Regions from separate parts of the Mus musculus genome. Here region 1 is linked to region 2. A link is a loop called in an ENCODE intact Hi-C map of the cell type or tissue named here. Cell type or tissue: left cerebral cortex. All regions are shown on one strand. Links, peaks and the distances in the headings refer to the core of each region. The heading gives the core; the rest is flanking DNA. Region 1 holds the start of Id4 (inhibitor of DNA binding 4). Region 2 holds the start of 4931429P17Rik (RIKEN cDNA 4931429P17 gene).

What was found. Peaks named below come from ENCODE experiments on the same cell type or tissue, not always from the same donor. Only the 100,000 strongest peaks of a DNase experiment are listed, where the experiment ranks them.
Region 1: it touches region 2 in a loop (3.0-fold over the local background); 5 of 42 quality-filtered maps call a loop at or near these places.

What each region holds. Positions count from the first base shown.
Region 1 is chr13:48,256,100-48,268,069 of GRCm38, reverse strand. It overlaps Id4 (inhibitor of DNA binding 4), which reads right to left and starts at 6,954. Exons shown (of 3, transcript NM_031166.3): 1 at 6,132-6,954; 2 at 5,723-5,785; 3 at 2,042-5,118. The coding sequence starts at 6,572. The coding sequence ends at 5,741. A330033J07Rik (RIKEN cDNA A330033J07 gene) reads left to right here and starts at 5,447. Exons shown (of 3, transcript NR_102303.1): 1 at 5,447-6,150. In left cerebral cortex, for the core only: a CTCF peak has its summit at 6,011; DNase peaks (open chromatin) are centred at 5,551, 5,964, 6,276, 7,193 and 1 more place; H3K4me3 peaks cover 4,943 bases; H3K27ac peaks cover 2,247 bases.
Region 2 is chr13:48,016,691-48,028,660 of GRCm38, reverse strand. It overlaps 4931429P17Rik (RIKEN cDNA 4931429P17 gene), which reads left to right and starts at 10,053. Exons shown (of 8, transcript NR_038004.1): 1 at 10,053-10,229; 2 at 10,681-10,790. Gm36101 (a long non-coding RNA gene) reads right to left here and starts at 305. Exons shown (of 7, transcript XR_873365.1): 1 at 104-305. In left cerebral cortex, for the core only: no CTCF peak of the experiment used is centred there; a DNase peak (open chromatin) is centred at 5,516.

The DNA of each region.
Region 1 (11,970 bases), core at 1,823-9,822, 240 kb before region 2:
GGATGAGATTTCTCCCTGTCTGCAGCTTCCAACCCATCCACATTCTACACATGAATGGTTAGATCCTACGTGGTGGAGCCAAGAAGAAAAGAGATGAGACCGAGTTCAGGAGATGATGCCGGCAGACATGGCTCAGGAGATGAGATCACTGGCTGATCTTCCAGAGGCCCCAGCTTTTATTCCCAGCACCCACGAGGATTTCACAGCTATTTGTAACTCCAGTTCCAGGAGACCTGACACCATTTTTTTGGGGGGGGGGCTTCTAGGACACAGGCTCGCAAGGGGTCCACAGATACACATGAAGGCAAAACACCCATACACAGAAATTTAAAATAGTGAGCGAGCTCAGGAGTGATACTGAATCAGGATGTGAATGGAGGTTGCAGAGGTGGCCCTGGGGAATATCTGCTTCAGGGGACATTTTTATGATGGAGTCAAGTGGCATAATCCAGTGGCTTTTCTCAGATTCCTGACCCGTAGAGAAGTTCCACCCTTCAAGGAATCCAGAAGAACAACAAGTCTGGGGAAGACCATTTCAAATCTATTGCTTCTCAGGGGCGGGCCAGGCCAGAGGAGAGCTGATACAGTGGCTTGAGGGACAGGTGGAAGGAAAAAGGATTAACTGAGTCGTTCTCTGGGGGAGAAGTTGTCAGAACAAGACATTGTTCATCCCACCAAACACTTTCCAAGCTACCGTGGGCTATAAGAAGAAAAAACACAGGTATTCTTCAACCTTAGGGAGTCTCCTCTGTTTTAAATGCAGCTAGCCTTGACGTTGAGCCTGAGTCTACAGCAGCCGATCTGGCTGCTGAAGTCACATCCTTACTTCAAGTCCCTTGAGTTTGCTGTTTCCCGGACTTTCTCTGACATACAAACCAGAGTATCTTCCTACCCTTTATCTTTCTCGAGATTACTTGCAAGTTTCAAACAGCATCCCAGGATTTCCTAAACATAATTCATTTACCTGTTTTTTTTTTTTTGGGGGGGGTGGTAGTGGTTGTTTTTAATCCTGCCTTGTGCTTAAGTATGAAGTGCCTGGTTAGAGCAGCCCGAGAGAGCGAGCTCCTGATCTGATTTACTCCGCTTTGGTGTGTACAGAAGGCCACGGGTAAGGTGCTTAGTCCAGACCCAAGCTTTAGTACTTAACAGAGTTATTTATTTTGAAAGAACAGGGATAAGATGCAAATATGATCACAAACACACTAGGAAAAATTCCCTCTCAAGATTTTTGAGTGGTCCCGAGTGAAGCCTATGAGACCCGAGATTGTCACCCCTCAATAAATTGGTTCTCACTTGTAAATAGCATCTCTGTCACTTAACATATATGCACGAAATCTTGTTTCAGGTACAGCTGGACGTAAAATCAGTTTTACAGTCTAGGGGGCAGTGGTTCTAATTAATAAAACAGATACTTTAGCGGAATATCATGGCTTGTAATGATAGAAGCCATGTGGGTCTGAAGCCTACTGAGGACAGCCCTATTAAGATTCACTCAGAAGCTGAAAATTAATTTCCTGGACTTAACACAGTAGCAATGGGAAGGCTTTGCTTCCTCATAAGCCTGGAGGGTAGGGGCTTGGCCCCGTGGAGACCCAAAGGCTATGTGGGCTGATTAACATGTATATAATTAATATGTGCCAACTAGATAGGAAAAGGCAGTTGATTCCACTCTGCACTACTGTGAAATAATTTCCTCCTGTGACCATTATGTACCTCTCTTTCTTCCTTCATTTTTCCTTTCTGTCTTTCTCTTTCCTTTTTCTTTCTTTCCTTCCTTTCTGAATCTAGTCTTTGGGTACCACCATCTTTGGGTTTTAGGATCTCTTGATTCCTGTCATAACAGAATCAGAGATCTAGTAGGGAAGCTACCCGATTCAGACTAGATTTTCTTCCCATTCGCATCACCCCTTTAAAGCCACACTTTTCACTCCTTGGTAAGGAACATGGTAAATAATGGAGGTGATCCATCAAGAGGCCTGTTCCTGATCATGAAAAAATTGCATGACTCGGTGCAAGTCAATTAAAAACCACAAACTTCAGATCTCAGTGAAGATTGATTTATTAGTACAGGAGGCATCTAATACAACAGTTAGGGAAGGATGAATTAAGTTTTTTTAAAGTTTTAAAAATGCCGTTAAAGTTGACAACGAACTTGAGTAGGAATTGTACAATACCAAAGTCAGTTCTTTCAAACCAAAGGGTATATACTGTTTTATCCTAAGATGTCTGAGATGCCAGGATTTTGTAACAACTTTAGAAATAACATCCATTGTGTGTGTGGGGGTGGGGGGGGGGTGTATTTCTTTTCCTTCCAAGGTTTTAAATGAACCTTATTCTTTGGTTTTGCCTATACAATGAAACTACAAATTACCAAAACCAGGTCAGGATATTTTCTTTTGTTAAGCTAAATATTTGCATAAGTATAACAATCTGGATAAAAGACTTAACATGTTTTTATTATCTGGTTGCCTGGTTAGGACACAGGCAATATCCTCATAGAAAGTAGCATCTTCTACAACTACATAGGATACTTGTTGTCTTGTCATTTAATCAGCAGTGGTTGTATTTCTTTAGAGATGTCAACTGCTGCTTCAGAGGGCCAAGGAAAAAGTATCAACTCTCAAACAACAGGATCTCCACATTTCTTTCAGTGGTTTTTGTATGCTCAGATATAAATTTATATGCCAATATCTCTAACAGCAGAAACATCCAAACTTTTTAAAAAGATTCAGAGTCTAGCAATGCCGTTTTAAACTCTGCCTAACAGCTTAGGTAGGGTTCAGCAGTCAGGCATGCCAAGCGCATAGTCCCAGGGAAGGGCACACACGTGACACAATCCCTCTGAAATTAAACTGCCAAAAGGCAAAAAGTGCCCTTTTTAATAACAAAGAATGCAGTCCTTAGAATCCTTGAGATCCGGAATTCCATCAGTGATCTAGTGCTTTCTTCCTGATGCACGAGTAGTATGAGCAATATAAAACAACCAAGCACAAACCTCATCCAAAAGCGGCCCTTTGACTTTATAAGGTTCAACACCAAATTCTAAATAGACTGGAGACCAGGGAAGGAGATGAGGGGCAAGCCCTGGGGTGGGAGGTGGACAGAATCGCACAGGTTTTATAGAAACCCTCCATGAATTTTTAACCTCGCACTCATTTTGACCCTTTTCGTTGAGTTATCCCCCCTAGCTGACAGCTAGGAACTGTGACATTTCAGATCCCCATAAATATTTGACTTTGACTTCATAAAAAGTCCCTTGGGTCTATAATACTTTTATTCTTGTATAATCTGAAACAAATCCTTTTCCTTTTAAAAATCAAACAGAGCACGTTTACACACAGTTCACTATTTACAAAGCACCCAATTAAATCCCACTTAATTCTCCCACTCTTAAAAATTCCATCTAACTGGTATGTAAAATACCCATTACATTAAATGTGTGATGTTCATAAACCCTGGAGTTCTCAGCTCACCTAGAATATATGATTTTTCCCGGAAGGGAAGAAGGGTCCTTAGTCAATCCTATAGCGTTAAGAAATCACATCAGAAGTCACAGTACAAGACAGATAAATCTACTTTTAATTTTCACATGTAAAAGTTACACATCACATGGAATTGGACAGTAGCTTAGTGGTGACTGACATCGCTATAGTGAAAATCATTTTTTTATAGAAAAATAATCTAGATGTGGTCATCAGAATTTTTGGTCTACTTAAGTTAATATTTGAAGATCGACTTTTATCCCTGCTTGAAGGATTTTCCAGTATGTTTTTTTTTTCTTTTTTTTTTCTCCTACTGATGCCTATTAATATTCTTTGGAGGGAAGAGGGCAGAAAATGTCCGTTTCCAAGAGTTTGTCCTTTGGTAGCAAGCAGAGAACATTTTTCATTTCTATGATTTAAATAATCTGTACAGATATGAAACTTCATGACATTATGCTTTAGTGTAAAATGAAGGGCGAGCATTTTCACTTTGAAAAGACAGCAGTTCTGTAGACTTCTTAAAGGTCCAAGCATTTCTCCATCCTATATGCGAATTCACTCAGAATCTATTTTTGACCTCAGTTCAAAAAGAATAATAATAATAAAAACCCCACACACTTAATTCTTTATATATTACACTATAAAACCCTGTACTTAAAACCCGAGAAGGTAGGTTTTTACCATGTACACGTCAAATACAAAGGTTTCCATCTAGGTTAAAGAAAGCACATTTGAAAGGACTCGTAACTGGTTTATTTTGTGATTGAACACCTCATGCAATCATGCAAGACCAGTACCAGAGAGCTGTTACCTCTGAGCCTCAGAAACTGGATACTGGGCAAAACAAAACAAAAAAACCAAATCAACAGCCTGGCCAAACAGAAAACATCCAGATAGCAAAAGCTCTGCAAGGGAGCTGAAAAATAATTTTCCAAAAGAAATATTCCCATCGATTTTAAAAAAACAGACACATAATATTTACAAAAAATATTTAATTAAAAATATCTTATAATTACAGTAGTCTATTAAAGCGCATATACTTTCTCACACTTATAGAACATCTCTATATATACAGGGTATGAAATGTCACTCACTTATCTATACAATATGTAACATTCTTGCAGAGAAAAAGTTCCCCGCCCTGTTATAATCATCTATTTTAAACAATAGATGTAAAACAACATATCTACAGTGCTCTGGTATATTAGTAAAGCTTCAAAAACAAAAACAGTTCCCTTGTCACAATGTAGCCTCTAAGGTTGGATTCACGATTGCTCTTCTACTTAGCAGTCTGGTCGACAACACTTAAGCTTCGAAGTTTAACTGCACCTTCAAAAGGGTGATAAAAATAACCACAGAAACGTACAATTCACAGCGGTCATAAAAGAAGAAACGAAAGAGAATACGTACGGTGAATGCTCGTGAACGTGCAAAAAAAGTAAAAGTGAATTTAAGTTTTATTTTTCCCCTTCTCTCTCTCTCTCTCTCTCTCTCTTGGAATGACAAGACGAGACGACGTTTCTAGATTTGCTGAAGATTTCCCCCCCTTTCCTCCGGTGGCTTGTTTCTCTTAATTTCTGCTCTGGCCCTCCCTTCCTAGGGCTCCTGGCTCGCTGGTGCTCAGGCGGCCGCACACCTGTGGAAGAGGAATGAATAGAGGGGGTGTGTGAACCTTCTCGCTGCAGACTAACTGGCGCCACCGACCAAACTCAAGACATGCATGATCAACAACCCAAAACAAACCGCCGGGTCAGGCAACACCCGCAGCCCGAAGCTCAGCCAAGTGCCCAGGAGGCAAATGCGGGCTGGGGAAGGCCAATGGACAACGTTCGGGGCGCTCTGCCCACATCCCTCTTTGTGGATGTCAGGCCGCTCAGCTGGGCATGAAGGGGAGGGAGGAGGATTGGGAGATCTTGGGACACTGGGATAGTTTCTACGGTCACGAGGGTGTCCTCTCAGAGGTAGAGGAGACCAGCAGAGCCTGTCGGTCACAGGCAGAGGAACGAGGGCGGCGGGGACCACAGCTGATGAGGCTCCGCAGAGAGTGATCCCCCCCCCCCGAGTTGGAAAGCTAAGTGGACTGTCTCGCTAACTGGGTGGCAGAGAGGTATGGGTGTCCCCGGGGCTTTTACGCTTCGAAATGCTAGGGGACAAAGATCGCAGCAGTGCCTGGCACCGGCAGCCCCTGGGGAGGTGCGAGCATGGTAGCCCACTAACCATTCGGGGACCTGAGCGCTCACCTGGCCATCCATCGCAGCTCAGCGGCAGAGAATGCTGTCACCCTGCTTGTTCACGGCGCCGGCCTGGAACAGCAACCCAACACCAAGGGGAAAAACGGTTAGAGTGCGCATATCACAGTGTCGCCACCACCCAGGAGACGTCCTGGAAAACTAGGCAGGCGAGCAGAGTCCCCACCCGAGCCCGAAGCTGGGGAAGCCTCCTGTGATGCAAGGGACACTCCGGAGACGCAGGGCTCCAAGTCCCAACCGCCCTCGGCTCAGGGACCAGTGGATCACCAAGCCCAGCAGGCGGCTCTCGGTGGAGACGGGAGAAGCGGCTGTCATTCCCTGAGAGGAGCAAGACCACCCGTATCTCGCCGCCCCGCCACCTTTCCCGCGATGCCCAGGGTGCCCCGCCAAGGCTTCTCACCGGGTCAGTGTTGAGCGCGGTGAGTGGGGTCCGCGGCGGCGCGACCGGACAAGCCCCGGCCGGGTGGAGAGGTGGCGCGGGCGGTGGCGGCTGTCTCAGCAAAGCAGGGTGAGTCTCCAGCGCCAGCTGCAGGTCCAGGATGTAGTCGATAACGTGCTGCAGGATCTCCACTTTGCTGACTTTCTTGTTGGGCGGGATGGTAGGCACGAGCCTCCGCAGGCGACTGTAGCAGTCGTTCATATCGCACTGCAGGCACAGCGCCGGCTCATCGGCCGCCGCCTCGGCCGCCTTGCAGCGCGCGGCCGCCGCAGCGGCGGCGGCGGCTGCCGAGCCACCCAGGCTGTGGCCGTGCTCCGCCAGGCAGCGTAGCGCCAGCTCCCCGCCGCCGCAGCCCGACGGCGCCTTGCGGCCCGAGGGGCGCACCGGGCTCACCGCCTTCATCGCGCGCTTCCTGCGCGAGAGGACCGCGACAAGCGGTAGAGCGAGCTCCGGGTCCCCGCCCGCAATTTGCTTTGCTCCCCTCTCCTGCGCGTCCGGCGCTCGCAGCACCCGGCGGCTCCGAGCTCCAGAAATCGACCGGAGAGCTGCTCGGGGTTTTGGAAAGGGTATCTCAGGTTTTTGTTTTTTTGTTTTTTTTCTTTTTTTGTGAGCGACAATCGGCCCGAAGCAAAAGACAAGAAAAATCAAAAGCCCCGGAAAATAAAAAAAGTAGCCCACCCTGGTCCCTGAGCCGTTCCCTTCTGAGCTTCGACTAAGGTGGATCGCCCGGTGACTGCCCCCCCTCAAAGTAACGACTTCCAACCGCGCCTCCCAGCTCAACAGCGTCGCTCGGCTCCGGCACAGCAGTATTTGTAGAGCCGCGCGCCTTGGGGGCGGGGCCAGCGCGCGGGCCGGGTCGCCACAAGAACCGGACGCGGGCGAGCTCGGCGCGCGGGCGGCGGCGCGGAGGGAGGTGGCGAGGGCGGGGCGCCGGGCAACCCGAGGGCGGGGATGGGCGGGGGGTCGGGAGTGACCAGCCAATCAGGAGGACAGTGCCACCTCGGGGAATGACGCTCGGGCCAATGGGAAGGGCACTCCATTCCGTCAACGCTGTGGGAGGGGTGAATCTGAGAAAATGAGAGCCGGGTGGGAGTCGGGCCAGGATGGAGAGTGCCCGAGGGAGGGGAAGAGAGAGAGAAGTTCCTACGAAGAACTAGGGGAATGTGCTGGCTGGAATGCGTTCTCCATGGGCCTAAGCTGCTGAGGGACTCTGAGCCTTGTTTGTGGGTCCCCTGTCACTCTTCAAGGGGGGGAGTTCAGTCCCCAGGCCTTCAGTCCCTAAGATTCCAGTGCTTTCAGAAGGACTCGCTTTCAAGAAGCGAGTTGGTTCATTTGTCCATGTTATCCTCCTTCGGCATCACCATTCATCTTTGCACAATTGCGAAGCCCTTATAATGGAATGAAAACGGGTAGCCTTCCCGTATGTGTGTATGCATATACATGCAGGCTAAAGCTTAGTAAAAGAAAAATATAGGAAAAGAATGTCGAAAGCCGGATCCAGTGCAGGATTTCTGATGAAGGTAAATACACATAAAACAAGATCCAAGATCGTGGTGGGTTTTTCTTGGACCTATCCAGATGCAGAAGTGGGCTTAAGACATGCAATCCTTTGCGGGTGTTAAATTAGAGCATGCAGAAATAAAAAATGCACGGACACGAAGTGTTTAAAATTCCACCATGACATATAATATTAATCTGATTTATGTAAAATTCATACCTGTAACTTAATTTAAGCCATTAATGCACAGCTTCATATATTTCAGCGCACTTCGATTTGAATAAGGAAATAAGAATAGTCCAGAGGCTTCCCTGTAGAGCTACGAAATATTAGCATTCACATCTCCAGGGTCCTGCTTAGGCCCCACCCTGCTACAAGGCCTGTTTCTTTAAGGGTGTTGTGTGTGTGTGTGTGTGTGTGTGGCTTTTTAGCAGAAAAACAGTCCTTCAAGGGTTCAAAATAAGTGTTGCTTGTGTGTCCTCTTCAAGAAAAAACAACCAAGCTCTTCAGATGGCAAATGAGCATAAAGCTCACAGCTCATGGGAAATGAATTTCGAGTGCTTTCCCCCTGCAAGCCCTCCCACCTTTAGACATGCTTGAAGATGAATTAACCCGAGAATTTTCTTCCTTCCCCATACATGACACGGACTGCTGCCTTCATTTTCACTGATAATTGAAAGAGATGTGCTCTTCACATCTTCTGACCACCCCGGATGGGCTTCATGCTCCTCTTTTCTGCTTTTCAGAACTCTGATACCCATACAAGGCAGCCGTTTTGTTTCGCCATGCGTGTACATTGTGACTCTTTGGCCACCACGGTTTCCAGAGTGCATTCCTTCTTCCTGACGAAATGAGGAGCAGACTAGTAAATACCAGTTTCATAGATGGATGTAACCATCTTCCTCCCTCTAAATCCTTAGAGGCCACTGTCCCTAATTATTGGAAACAAATGACATTCTCCGTTGCTTTTGTGCACGCACAGTCTCCATCCACACTTACTGAGAAAAATGACAAAATGTTAAGTAGTGTTCTCTTCCAAAGTCTTACACATTCTTAGTATAAACCCAGACCGGGTGTGTGTGAGTGTGTGTGTGTGTGTGTGTGTGTGTGTGTGTGTGTGTGTGTAAATACCGTGATTTTAGATAGAAAGTTGGGAGAAGCAGTCCTGGTGAGCAAAAGTTAGTATATTTGTTTTCCATTGTTATCACATTTGATACTGAACATACAAACATATGTACAAACATACATACATACATACATACATATGTTTTATCATGTTTTGGGAAAACCCTCACTATGTTCAGAGCACACACAATATATCAAAAGTTCATCTAGGCTAAGCTTGTCCACAATACAATTAAAGTTATAAATATGTAACAGACCTTCTTTGCTTTATCTTAGAGATCCACACCTTGCCTGTGCCAAATGTCAAAAGTTTCAGGGCTTGTGGCATGACAGAGCTTAAAGGTAGCAGTATTGGGTTACCACGATGGAGTAGGAGTTCAGATTATTTCACTAGATGATGAAGAATACCCAGGAAAAATGTGCCCCCCCCAACCCTGTCTATAGAGAAGGCAGAGGCAGCTATTATATGCCTCCTTTGGAGGGTCAGAAGGCATGAAGACAATAAAAAATTAAAGTGCTACATAAAACAGGAAACAATGGGATTAAGGAATATGATCTTGTGCTTTGGGGCCTATGAAACCAGAGCACACTAGAGTTCATGCATTTTTTTTTAATTCTTCGACATAGATACTTAGATGACAGCAAAACTGAATTAAAATAAAATAAAACCAGACCTCTTTGTGTTCAGCAATTGCCAGAAGTTGAATTAACCTTGGAAGCCATGATGTTGCCACTGCTACAAGGAAGAACCATAGCTTGCCTGCGTCTTTTCCTTTTATAGAAAAGTGTTTTACTCATACTTTTAAAAATGAGATAGGGTAGCCCAAACTCATTGCCCTGAAAGTGCTAGAGACTCAGTGGAAATCAAGGACGAAGCACTTCATTGACGATCAGGGAGCGCGGGTGATCATGGATGTGTTTACACCTGCCTTCCAGATGAAGGGATCTGCCCCGCTGTCTTGAGGAATATTCTAAATGTGCATCAGACCCTTGCTGAACATCTGGATTTCCTGTGTTTAGAAGGACACCCAAGTCTATTGTTCTCTGTGGCCTGTAAACCCTGGGGGACACCAGCCTTCTTTCTCCAAGGCTTGCAAGGGACCAGCAGATCGGCTCAGACACACAGACACACGTGTCCCCATGCCCTGGTTTCCTCTTGTTGTTAGAGGCGGTCACAGAAGGAGATACATACATACCTTCAGGGCACTGGGAACTGTTATGGGACATTATATGATCTCTCTGGCTGATATGTCCCTTACTTCGAAGGAGTGAGCTGAGGAGTTTCAGTTCAAGTTCAAGGCTGCTTTTACCAGGCTCCTGTGAGCTTACCTGAGCCAGGCTTGCTGATGCACACCTAGGAAACACTAAGAAACACTGACAACCTCTTGGTGTGTCCAGTCTTAGAAAGGAGGACCTTGTTTATTGAACATAGCTAGGCAGATGTGGTCATCAAAAAAGCCTTATTTGGGAAATTTTTTAAAGGATTAGGAGTAAGTGAATTTTCAAAAGCATTTCTCATATTAAAGCCAGAAAAAAAGGGAGTGAGAGAGATAAGATTTAGTGAAGCCTGACAGCCCACACTCGATTTATACTTCTCAGCTTAATAATTTCAGATTAATGAATACCTGTAGAACTTTCATATCTCGTGTTTATAATACATACAGTTTGGTAAACATATGTCCTATGGTCTTTCTCCAAAACTGTGTTAAGACCTGAGGACTTTGTCTGGAATCTAGCAAGTGGGCAAGGTTCAAATTCATTATTAGTTTTGGCAAATGTCGTCTCCTAAGCTCTGGGTTGTGTTTTGTTCACATAGAGGTCTCTTTTGGGGGATCAGTCTTTCAACAACAAGGCCAAGTTCATCAATTTATTTTATCAGGGATCTAAGGCATTTTTTCCTAAGGTAAGAAAGATTTTTCTCTTTTTTTTATTTTTATTTTTTATTCTTTTAGTGTTCCATATTTTCAGGTAGGTCTGCTCTCATGGCACGGAGATTTTGAGCACACTGAGGGTGGTAGAATTGAGAGGCCCCCAAGAGCTACAGCGCTCTTCTACCGCCATCTTGAAATTCTTAGCCATGTTATGTATGTATATATGTATGTGTGTATGTATGTATGTATGTATGTATGTATTTATTTTTGTTTTTGAGACAATGCCTCATGTAGCTGAGGCTGGCCTCAAACTCACTGTGTGGCAGGGGCTAGACCTGAGTTCCTGAGTCTCCCGCTGGGATTACAGCTATGCACCACTACACTGGACTGTTTTAGCGATATCTGAACAAGGGAAAGTAAATGAATTTTCACTTTGCCTTGGAGTCCACGAATTAAGTGGTTGGCCATTGTTTTATGAGCATTCTGCTTCGCATGCGGCACACGCTAATGACTGAGGTCAACATTTTATGTACATTGGTTCTGTTGTTCTAGCTGAAGAGATCATCCTTTGTTCCTGGCCTTGACACCGTCTTCAAGTCAGCCAAAGGTGACACCTAGCCTTGAAACTCTGTCCCACTGACCTATTTGTTTTTATACCACAGCTGCATTGTCGTGATCGGGGTAGCTTTGGTAAGTCCAGGAAGCAGCTAGCATTAGATCATATGATCTTCTCATGCTTTTGGGGTTTGGCAGTCCCGGCTGGGTACACCGCACTTCCTTGTGACTTTTAGAATCCAGTTGTGAAGTTCTTTCCGAAAGCGTTATATGAAAAACATACAAGGACTGAAAGTAACTCAGAGATACGTAGAACATTTGCCTCTCATGAAACACACACACACACACACACACACACACACACACACACACGAGGTACTGTCATTTCATACTGAGGGTGTTTTGCCATTATTTTTCTTTCTACAGATTCTCCCTGGTAAGAAGGCTTATCCCTTGGCAGGATGGAGTGCCCCCTTTATGCCTCCCACAGCAAAATTTTCCAATGGGTACCTTTTTTTTCCACTAAAAATTCATGATATAATATGTGTAAGATCAGTTTCTCTATCTAACAACAAAAAGGATCACAGGAGCAGAGTTAAGATTTACTTCTCTGGAAAATCGAGGGAAAGGCCAGTTAATAAACAATCGGGATAACAGATGCTTGTACACATGGGATACTCAGTACCCACGAATGTCTAAGCTGCCATTGGAAGGGGCTTGTACTAGGGAAATGGTTATGAAGATGCCAAAG
Region 2 (11,970 bases), core at 1,858-9,857:
TTTAGGCCACTGGATCTGCACGCTGCAAAGTTATACAACATCCACTGTCCTGCTATTCCAGTTTTAGATAAAAAAAAAAAAAATAGTTCGTCAAAGCACTTACCTCATTTGGAATCCTTCTTTGTGTGTGTCTTATCTCTTACTTGGATGGATTTTAACATTTCCCATTTTAATTAGCGTGGACAGGACCAAACAAGGGAAGTTTCTGTAAGTCTTACAGTAGGATAAGGACTGGGGAAAGAAGGGGGGCACTCACCTTGTTAAAAGGGGAACTGTGGGAAGGAGAGGGCCTCACTAGCAGTGGATTGATGGAGAGCCCAGTTTCCCAGCATGGCTGCCAAGAAGCAGGCAATAACACCACCTGTCTGTTTGGCAGCTACAGGTGTCTACACATGGTTCATAGGTTCTTTTTTTTTTTTTTTTTTTCTTTCTCCTGACTTCGGGATTTAGATTAGAGACCCAACTAACTAAATCAACAGGTGAATCAAAATGACATGCAGCAAGGAAGGGAAAAAAAAAATCACTCTCAGCATTGCTGTGTGAAGATGAAAGCAATCCAGAGCTGTCTTTGGGCATCTGTATGAGTTTTGTAAGGGCTTCTTGTCTAAAGCCTTTTCTTGGCCCCTGGGTTTTGGCAAAGCCAGTCGACTCTCCTACAAGCTGGCACAAGGCCATGGTAACAGATGGCCAGGAGCGTAGGCAGCAAGGAAAGCAAAGGAAAGCATGTAGGAGCGTCTGTAGCGAGGGCTGAGGGCGAGTGCTTCAGACACAGCCTAGAGTCTGTCTGTCCTCCTGTCTCTGCTGCATTCCTGAGCAAGCTAGGGACAGGAGAGGCTGGAAGATACACCTTGGCTGTGACCTACCCCAGTGAGAAAGGTCAGCACTACTTGACTGGTGTTTTTATATCAGTTTTTATTCAACTTTGATATCGAAGAGGGGATGCAAGGACAGATGTTCCGAAGGAAACCACTGGCGGCTCTGTGTCCTTGCCTGATCCGATTCATTCCAGTCACTTCGGCTGAATTCTCTTCAGTCAGTACCTGGATTGTATCTCCCTCCCCCCACCCCACCTTTTGATGAAGATAAAGGTTGTGTTGATGGTGGAGGTGGTAGAGGTCCTAATTAACCTGTAATATGTAGACATTGCTTTATAATTTCATAAGCAACTAGGGCTGAACAATTATTAAAAAGCCTTATAGCTGATACACCTTAGAATTGAGAATCAAGCCCCAACAGTCTGGCTATAGTAAGAACCTTACCAAATATCCTTTATATTTTGGGAATGAATACAAATCCATCTGTCAAAGGTACTCTGGGAATACCTTGATTGTCACCAACTTACAACTTAATAAATAGACATTTTTACTTAATTAGAATTTAATTCAGCTAAAAGTTTAGTAAGTTTAGTCCTAGATATATTTTTTGTGTGATTTAATTATTAAGAAAGTGTTTTGTTTTGTTTTGTTTTCTTCTGAGAAATCAATTTCCGTTTAATGAAGACCAAAGTCAATGGCGTTTGTGAGCAAGCACTGCGCTGATACTTGATCTCTGGGTAGAGAAGGTTACCACCAGGAAGACATTTCTTAGTTATTTCAAGGAGCTGATAGCCCAGCTTTAGTCAAATGCCATTTCTATGATCTATAGACTTTTCTGAGATTTTATATCTGTAAATATGAGTCAGCTATTGATATAGTACAAATAACCACAGGAGTTCAGGACAGCCTGAACATTGTTTGGTTGAGGTCATGTAAGCCGATACAGATGAGGTGAGTTGCTAGCTTGGGCAAGCACTTGTCTTAGCAAAGACAGAGCAGAAGAGAAAAGGCTCAGTCCCTTGAGCCTCTCTTCAAGACTGTGACCACAGCATTCTTAGAACATCCTGTTCTGCTGGTCAGATAGAGTTTCATGGGTAAACCCAAAGAGACAAAGACTTGTTGGGTCTCCTCTTCCGTTTTCTCCCCCCCCCCACACCTCTTTCTCTCCTCTCTCCCTCCCTTCCTCCCTCCTTTCCTCCCCTTCTCTTTCCCTTCTACCCACCTTTCTGTTCACCACAGAGTAAAGATTAGCAATAATGAGAGCATTGAAGCCCTGGGGCAGTGCCAGTGACTCTATACAGAATGTCTTGTACCACTCATTTTGTGTAAGCCAGTACTCAGATGGTGACACCTTTGTGTCAAGCCATCTCTCAACACACACACACACACACATACACACACACACGCATACACAGACACACGCATAGTTTTTGCATCTACTAAAAATCTATTGTCCATAACATTGAAAACATGGTGTTACAATTTGAGTGTGTGATACACCCTAGAGGTTCCTGCCTTTGCACACACGATCCCCAGCTCATGGTACTATTTTAGGACATGGCAGAACATTGAGGAATTGGTCCATCTGGAGGAGGTATCTTGGTGAGGACGGGACTTGCATTATATAGCTTCTTCCCATCCCATCTCTGCTTCCTAACCTACCTAGATGGGACCAAGGGGCCTCACTTTCCCATCACCAGATAAGAATGTCTTCTACACGCCTTCCCTGACATGATGGGCTATGTCCTACAACCCTGAGTCAGAGTTAACTTTCCTCCATAAGTCAGATATTCAGCCACAGTGAAGAGATGAGGACACAATACAGATGACGTTCATCACCTTCAGGAACATCTGATAAAGTCCTTTCAGGAGCAAATTCTCATTACAGAAACTGCTTCAGAGTCAACGCAAGGCCTCTGGGCTCCAGCCCTCTAGTGCTTGAATGCTGTGTGTCCTATCAGCTACATACCAGGCACCCAAAGCACTGAGTATAACTTCCTCAGAGAAACTGGCCTGAGCTTGTCTTCCCTTTGGGCAGAGACATGAATGCAGTCATCGTTCCTGTAAACAATAGCCTCCTCTATGGACATATCATCTTACCATTAAGTTTTATGATCATGTTTATACCCCACTACCATTTGGATTCAAATTTTCCTTTATTAAGGATCAGTTATAAAATAAATATTGGAGACGGGAAGAAAAAGAAGGGAGGGGGTGATGGATGGATGGATGGGGAGAGAAGAGACTGAGAAAGAGCACTTCTGCGACTTGACCTATATGTATGCATGATTGAGCAGCACATATTTATTTCAAAATTAAGCCTACATATACATTTTATTTATTTGTATATGATATATATGTATATTTATTTATTATTTGTGTATACACACACACATGCGCACACGCGCCTTGGGTACATGTGTATTGTATGAATGTGGAGGCTGGAGGTTGACTTCAAGTGTCTTTGTCCATTGCTTTCTACTTTGAAGTAAGCAAGGTCTCTTACTGAACCCAGAGCTTGCTCACCAATTGGTTAGACTGTCTTGCCAGTGAGCTCCAAGGATCCACATGCCTCCCCTACAATATGGTTGTAGACATGCACCACCATGCTTAGCTTTTCATATGGGTGCTGGGATCAGAGCCTACATTGAACAGACATTCGGCTGAGCCATTTTCTCATCCTTATCATGTCTACTTTGATAATAGCAGTGATGTTAAAAAAAACACCCTACATCCATCAGTTTGTATAAAACATCAATGTGTGTTTCTGTCACATTTAAGAACCGAAACCCCCACCATCATAACTTAATTTTCACCCAATGTTTTTATAAGAATGTTGTGGTCCCATGAGGAAGGGACCAGTTAGTTTCCCTCACACCCTTCTTGCCCCGCTGCTCGGCTCTCAGAAATGGCTGACCCAGACATCTGGAAGCATCCTGGCCCTCAATCTGTTTCTTGCTCTGTATTCTGTCACACTTCTGTGTCTGCAATATTTCCTTGTGTTTGGTGCTCAGAGAATACATCTGAACAAGTTGGGAAAACTTCCCCACTTCTTTTAGTAAATTCACTTATATTTTGCCTCAACTGTTGAACAACAGCAGCAACTGAAACTACCAGCTGTTTGTCAAGGAGGCTGTGTAATGGCCTTCTAGTGGCAGGCTGTTATTTTACATGAACACCCTAAGGGCAGGCAGTATTCACCAACCTGTATGGGTTTGTGCACGCGCATGAAAGGGTGGACATCCACACATAGCTTGTCTCTATTATTTAGATAAGCCAAGGTAGAACTCACGCTGAACTCATTTGAATTTTACTCCTTGTATCTAAATATTCCACCCTCCTCCTCAAGCTGCTTAGCCAAAGGTGTGTGACCTCACCTCTAAGAGCAACCTCACCTTTAAGAGTGACTTCACCTTTAAGAGCAGCTTGGGGAATAAACCACACAGGTCTGGCTCTAAACTTGGGCTCCCGGAGACTGTGGAGTCAGCTGCCCAGCCGGTTGCAGGTGTTTTTTGTGGCACCCGTAGATCCTGAGATTGTGGTTAGTTTCATCAGATGTATGTGTCACACATTTTCAGTAACTCAGGGAGCATAGGAGGCTTCTGACTATACTTGATCAGCCTTACCTGGAGACTACGCTAGGTAGAACGGATAATCAGGGTGGCAGCTGCTGTCCCTCTCCATACCTGCTGCCTTTCCCTGCAGAGCATCCCTTAAATAAAGCATGATGGCCTCTTACTACCATGTGTCGACTTTACGAGAGAGGTAAAACCACTTAGACTCTTTTCCTAATGCCAAACATGGAGCCTGCTATATAAAATAAGTCCATTGACTAAGCAACTATATACGAAGGTGAAGCGTGCTCCTGTGCATGTGAGTTCTTTTAAGATAATTGGCTGCTTCTAAATGCCAGGGCTACGGGAAGACCCATGTCCCTTTTATTTCTCTCAGTATTTTAAAATCCTCCCCCCACCCCAGTAGATACCATTTCTCATGTATTCAGATGCCGTGGGAAGCATTGCGCATCCAAAGAACCAGTGATAAGAAAACTAGAATGGATCACAGCTTCCAGCCCATTAACCAAACCCATAATTTTCATTAAGGCAAGTATGACAATGAGAGAAAAAAATTAGTCTATATCAGGGGCATATTTTGAACCTATCGTCAGCAAGTGTTCTTCCAGGGCACTGGGGAGATGCTTCTGAAACAGAGAAGTTTGAAGATACCACGCCCCCATCCCCGTTAAGAAGGTGCCACCTGAATACACAGCTAAAACAGGGAAATAATAGTTCTTGTCAATGACTGCAACTCCGTGGCTCGCAGATCCCCCACACCGAGTGCACACTGGAGCTCTTCCCTGTGTTTGTGCACTTTCTGTATCTGCAAGTTCTAATTGGTCTGAGGGCTGAACTCTGAATGAAGGTCTCTTGTGTGGGTAAAGCTACACCCAGCAGCCAAAATCTCGAGTAGTTAAACAGGCACCAATTCTCAGAGAAAGGAGAAGCCACAGAGAAGCCACTGGCAACAAAGGCTGGCTGAATGCTGCCAAGCAGAGACACGACACAACAAAACAGAAAAAACAAAAACAAGAACAAAACAAAACAAAACAAAAGCCCAACCCTCCCTCTGAGAACCCCCTTCTCTAGCATCTGCATGCTGCCTAGCCCTTCACTGATGCTGCTCTTTGCCATGTGAACAGATGTGCATGCCCACGCTCTTCCTAGCTCCCAAAACTAGAACAGATTTCTCCTTCATTTCCCTTCTTTAGCAAAAATATCAGTCCTCTCTCTCTCTCTCTCTCTCTCTCTCTCTCTCTCTCTCTGTGTGTGTGTGTGTGTGTGTGTGTCTCCCATTCTCTTTCTCCCTTCTTTCTCTCTCTCAAGCACAGTTCTGAAAAATTATGCATCTGTAAGTCGCCATATTTCAGATTTCATGAGAGTGACTTCCAGCATGATTTGCACTTTAAGCACGAAGGGTGACAGCCAAATGGCCCATGTACCCAGTTAAACATGTGAACATGTAGCTTCGAGAGCTCCTAAAACCACAACTCGTTAAAACCCTGAAACAAGACCAAAGCAAAACAAATACAAAGTAAGATTTCTCCATCACTCCACACACAGACTCAAACCCTTCCTGAATTGTTCGTCCTCAGCCATTCTTCTGTGGGGATTAGAACAGGGAGTGAAAAGTCCCTGTCCTGTCACCTGTGTCCCATGGAGTCTGTACCTTGATAAGCATTGTGTCTCCAAGCAAAATACACACTTATCAACAAGCACATACCAGGACTTGTGTTGTCTTGTAAAGAGTGAAGAATGAATTGGTACACATTCTCTCTCTTTAAAGTTTGTGATATAAAGAGAGAAATCAACACAAGCATATACATTTATAAAAAGTCTATATTTATATCTTAGTTACGGTTTCCATTGCTGTGAACCGACACCATGACCAAGGCAACTCTTATAAAGGACAACATTTAACTGGGGTTAGCTTACAGGTTCAGAGGTTCAGTTCAAGGCAGGAAGCACTGCAGCATCCAGGCAGTCATGGCCCTGTTGGAGCTGAGAATTCCACATCTTGTTCCAAAGACAAACAGGGGAAGACTACTGTCTTCCAGTCAGCTAAGAGAAGGGTATCTAAGCCCACTTCTACAGTGACATACTTCCCCCAACAATGCCACTCCTACTCTAACGAGGCCACACCTCCTAATAGTGCCACTTCCTGGGCCAAGCATATTCAAACCACTACAATTTATGCATATTACTAAGCTGTACACTATGAGTTTAAAGACTACAGTGGAGTTCATAAGTCAACCCAGAGTTGTTATGGAGGTATACATATTCCTTTTGTCATTGCTATGACAAACTACCTGACAAAGAAGCTTAGGAAGGAGGAAGGAAAGAGGAAAGGGAGGAGAGAAGGAAGGAAAGAAAGAAGGAAGAAAAGAAGGAAGGAAAGTAAGGAAGAGGAAAGTAGGAAGGAAGGAAGGAAGGAGGGAAGGAAGGAAGGAAGGAAAGAAGGAAGGAAGGAAGGAAAGAAAGAAGGAAGGAAGGAAGGAAGGAAGGAAGGAAGGAAGGGAGGAAGGAAGGAAGGAAGGTTGGGTGGCTTGGGTTTGGCTCATGTTTCCAGTGTGTTACAGTAGCCTAGTAACTTGGCATCCTTACAGATTTTTCCCATTTTACGACTGAAACCATGTTTTCCACCTTTCTGACATTCCCTCCCCAGTTGTTTTCCTGATGTTGTCGTCATAGCCCACCTCCATTCGTGTTCTTCTTCTTGATTAATATCAATCAGCTTCCCTTGAAACTCTCACTTGAGTCTCAGCCATGTCTCCAGGTCTTCCAACTCAGAAATAATTGTCAGCAGTTCAGATACCATCTTAAACTTCTCCTCTTCCCTTGCCAAATTCTACTTCAACCCCGAATGTTTTGTGTCTCATAGTGAAGGACAAATTTGGGTAGATTCGAAACCATTTTCCTTTAGGTTAGTTATGTTTCTTGCATGCAATCCAACAGGTCAGAGTCTCCTCTCTGGAAGCCCTTACTGCTTGTGTAACCTTGGGGAAAGGGGACTGTTGAGTATCTTGGAAGTTTCAGGCACTTCCTGAGACTTTTGAGTTGTTTACTTCTCAGTCTTAGTGAGCTTCCATCCAGGCTGGAATGTTACAACTCAGAAGAAATTGCTACACAACATGCATTGAAACAATGATACACCTTAGACCTGTACTTTCCACTTCCCCATGGCTAATCACAGATACAGTCAAATAACTTCCTTCTTGCAGGTGCTTCAAAACTTTGTACCTTTTCTGAGAAACAAACTACGTACAATAAAGGGGAAAGAGCCCTAGATTTGGAAACAGAAGACTTGAAATGAAATCCAGCCTTTATAACCTTGTGTCTCCTGATTGTCATAGGACTTCTCTTGACCCTTTTCTGGCCTGTAAACATTAGCAGCAATGCCTTTCTCAAAGGACCATTGTGAGGTTACAGAGGATAATTGCACAGTTCTTTGTAAAGTATAAAGTATTATGCTCAGATTTAATCTTCAGTGTAACCAAAGGATGCATTCCCCAGATAGTTCTCATTGCAAGAAAGACTTGTAAGGTCCAGTAGGGTATGTGCAGGTAGGAACCTATCAGCAAACTGCTTGGTACAAGTTTGCAAGCTCTTAGTTGAAGCACATAGAAGCCCAAGGGAATGGATCACTTAGGGGCCCATGTTAGGGCAATTGCTGGAAACTGACTATAGTCTAACCACAGTCGTACCTCCTTTTTTACAGTTCCCTGAGAACTTGAACATCCAAAGGCATAGGGTTTTATTGACAGTGCACTAGGAAGTCCTCTGCTCATGACACTGGGGTGAAGGCAAAGGTTATGTTAACCTCTATGTTGGTACCTTCATTGTTAGCCTCTCTGCCCAGTAGGATACCCCAGTGAATGGATATGAGGGATGAAGGGGCTTCCCATTTACTTTAAGAATATGATCCCCCCCAAATGGAAATATGTGTAAGGAACTGGACTCTTATCACTAGGCACATTATTAATGCCATGGTTTCTACTGATGGACTGAGAGTCTCAATAAGACAATACATTGATTAACAAAAATAAACCCAATGGTCTGATCAAATTACCTTTTGGAATAAGGCCATTTCCTTTCGAACCCTATGTTGCTTATATTTCAAAGTGGGATTAAGAAAGAAAAATTCTTTTCATGCTATGTATCTGTCTCTTTCTATGAGTGTGTGTATATATGTTAAAAAAAAAACCCTCCATGATCTTGCTTTTAGTAAACCTATCTTTTACTTAACAAGATGGCTCAACTAACCTTGAGTCTATAAAGTGAAGGTACACGGCCCCTTTAGAGTCTGCATCTCTCTGATTCTGTGTTCAATTAGGTGTAGACACAGACTCCAGCTCTTATATAGTGTTTAATTGTACAGATTCCATAAAAAAAAAAACCCACTTAATCTAAAGACACCAAATACTCTCTTTTATTGCTCCACTAAATACTTTTACCAGCAAATGCTTTTGGGGTGCATTTTATTTATGGATTTTTTTTTTCACGATGCTGGATAGCTTTTGTCTTTTTTAGTGCCTTCTAGTTATGGTTGTAGGCTGATCATTTTCTGGTTGGTTTCACACTGAGCTGCCTTAGAACTCGTTGGGAGTGGTAATCGCTTTCCACTGTTTGTATTTTGTTTCCCCCTAGTCTTGTGCTAACTCTTCCCGACTCCAGCAGGAAATTTGCTGTGCCACACATTCACTCTGGGCACCGCTAACACCTCCATGGATAGATCAAGTAAAAGATGTAAATGTTTCTTATTCAAACAAGGAAAGACAAAATCTAATCAACCCTACCAGCAAAAGGAAAAAAAAAAAAAAAGATTGAGAGCTGGAAATCCCCGCCCTCCAACACCCCCGTAAGTGAGATTTGTGAGAGAGAAACGGGTTTATAAATCTGTGTTGGGAAACAAAAACAAATTATAAAAGACCCCTAAAGGAAAAGATTTTGATGGCTTAAAAAACAGCTTGCTTGGCATTCCGTGCTTAAGTTTAAAAATGAAAGTAACACGCTAGAGAAATCAGCAGTAGCAACCTACCAGATTTCTCAACTAGAAGGACCCATCAGAGTTTGTTAGAAGGAACGTAAGAAAAGTTGGAGGACTTTCTGTCACCTTGAACCCTGGTTACTAAGCTCTGGGTGTAGCTAAGGGGTAGTTCTCACAGCTGAGAGCCCTGGAAGGCTCAACCTGAAGGTAAGAATAAAGTTACTGCAGAGCAGACCCGCCTGGGGGCAAAGTGTCACAACCAAAGGCTTGACCAAGGGCCCCAAATATAAGAAATTCACGTGACCAGAATAGAAGCTACTAGTGTTTGGATCTTTTTACACAAAGTTGATTTATGTTTATGTACATGTTTGTGCACGAGCTTACTTGTCTGCATTTGCATTGCTTGTGTGCAGGGACTCTCAGAGGTCAGAAGTGGCCTCAGATGCCCTGGGATCTGAATTCCAAGCGATTATCAGTCTCCTGCTATAGGCACTGGGAACCAAACCCAGGTTCCCTGCATGAGCAGAGAGCTCTTAACTGCCTAGCCAGCTCTCCAGCTGGTCTCTCCTAGCTCAGATACCGGCGGCAGTCTTTTCCTGCAGGGTTCCCAGAGTTCATCTGCTTCCATAAGATGGTGTCTGAGAGGAGGAAGGGCTGCAGGCAGGAAGTGATGTCACAGGTGGGCTGGCAGCTAGAAACATGGATTCTGATTACATAGAGGGCTGCAGGCCATCAAAACCCAGTGCTAATCAATGATTCGCTCAGACCCCAGACCCAAGGTCATCTGGCCGCGCTTCTGGGATTCTAGAAAGCACGGATGGGGACGAGGAACGGGGGAAGAACAGAGGTTGGGGTTGGAGAGAGAATGAAGTATGTTTATTGTATATTTTTCCACTTTTAAAAGACTGTATTTTCTTAAGGTGTGTGTGTGTGCACATACGTGCGCATATACATGTACGTAAGCTAGCAGAGGGCATAGGATTCTCTGGTACCGGAGTAAGAGGGGATTGTGAGCCTCTCAGCAGAGGTAGCAGACCCTAAACTTGGGTCCTCTGCAAGAGCAGTATACAAGCTTAACTGCGGAGCCATCTCTCCAGCCCGCATTTTATTTCTCCTTAAACTAATCTGTTATTGTTCCCTCTGAACTATTTAGAGCTATTTGGGTTCCGTAAGTTCTGTGTCTGGGTGCTATCAGAGGCCTCTTCAAAGCAAACTTAAAGTATTTCCTTAAGCGGTGCACGCACAGGTTAATGCTACTCTGTGCACCTTGGCCTTTGGGGACTCTCAGTGGATAACTAATCAGTGCGTCTGTTGTTTCTAGGAAACATGGAGAGAAAACAATCACCTCTGTTCTCCTCTCTGGGCCAAAAGAGTGAGCAGTAATGAGCGAGCCTGGGAGGGCACCTGGGAACCACAAGCCCCAACACACAGGTTAGCATCGCCTGGCTGACCTAGCTCACAGGTGCGCCCGTTGCCAGGTAACACTAAGGGCCTCTGGGTGCTTTCAGAAGGCCTGCAGCTGGGCTCCGAGAGGTGTGGGCACAGCCTGGGGCCATGGCAAAGCAAAGCAGAGGGAGTTAGTTTCAGGGCACCCGGCAGGGCAGCCAATGCTCATCCCCGTGGCAAGTAGAAGCATGCTGGGTTTGGCCCTGAGTGCCAGGCAGGTCTGCCTTAGCTGCCTGTGCTGTGAGGAGCTTCTCTGATCACCTGCGGGCTACCCTATAGGTGTAGAACGGGGAGTGAAATCTGTTCTGCACAGCTAGGAACTCACTATTTATGATTGCATTTGTATTCCTATACGTTTGTGTTCCTGTTCATACTTATATTGTTTATATTTACATCTGCACATTTATGCTTATTAACATTGTTCATATTTACAATGATATACACATATATTGATAGCCTGACCTTGCAAAGTTATATTTGATTTTCTCTCTTGATCTTTGTGGGTGTGCATGTGTGGGTGTGAACATGTCAATCTTGTGTGTTAGTTCTTACCTTCCACCCTGTTGGAGACAGGGTTGTCTTTTTTTTTTTTTTTTTTTTTTTTTTTTTTTTTTTTTTTTTGGTGCTGTGTACACCAGGTGAGCCAATACACACGCGTCAAAAAATTCTCCTGTCTCTACCTCCCACCTCTAACTGGGAACACAGGAATTGGTCACACAGCAGCCTCTGGTCTTATTTGTGTTATGGGGATCTGTATATAGGATCTCGTGCTGAGTGGCAAGCCTCTCCCCACTGAACCATCTTCCTAGTCTCAAGGTCATAATTTTAAAAATTCCTGAGACAAATGTATGGAGTACATTTCTATATTCGGGGAAGGTACCATAATTCTTAAAGTGTTCCATACGGGTTTGGACAGAGCCGTTGATAGTTTGAAAGCACACAAGGGCTAGTCTCAGCTCGCAGGCAGCATTTCCTTCAACCTTGCCAGAGGCTCTGAAGGCTTGGTTTTCTCTGCAGTTCTATTTTACACAGACCATGAGTCACCATGGTCTCTTGCACATGGCTTTCATTCGGAGTCTGCCTTTTCTAACCCATGTATCTGAAGGATCTTGAATCCAAAATCTTGGTTCCAAATAACATCAGAAGTATCCAGCTCTGCTTCACT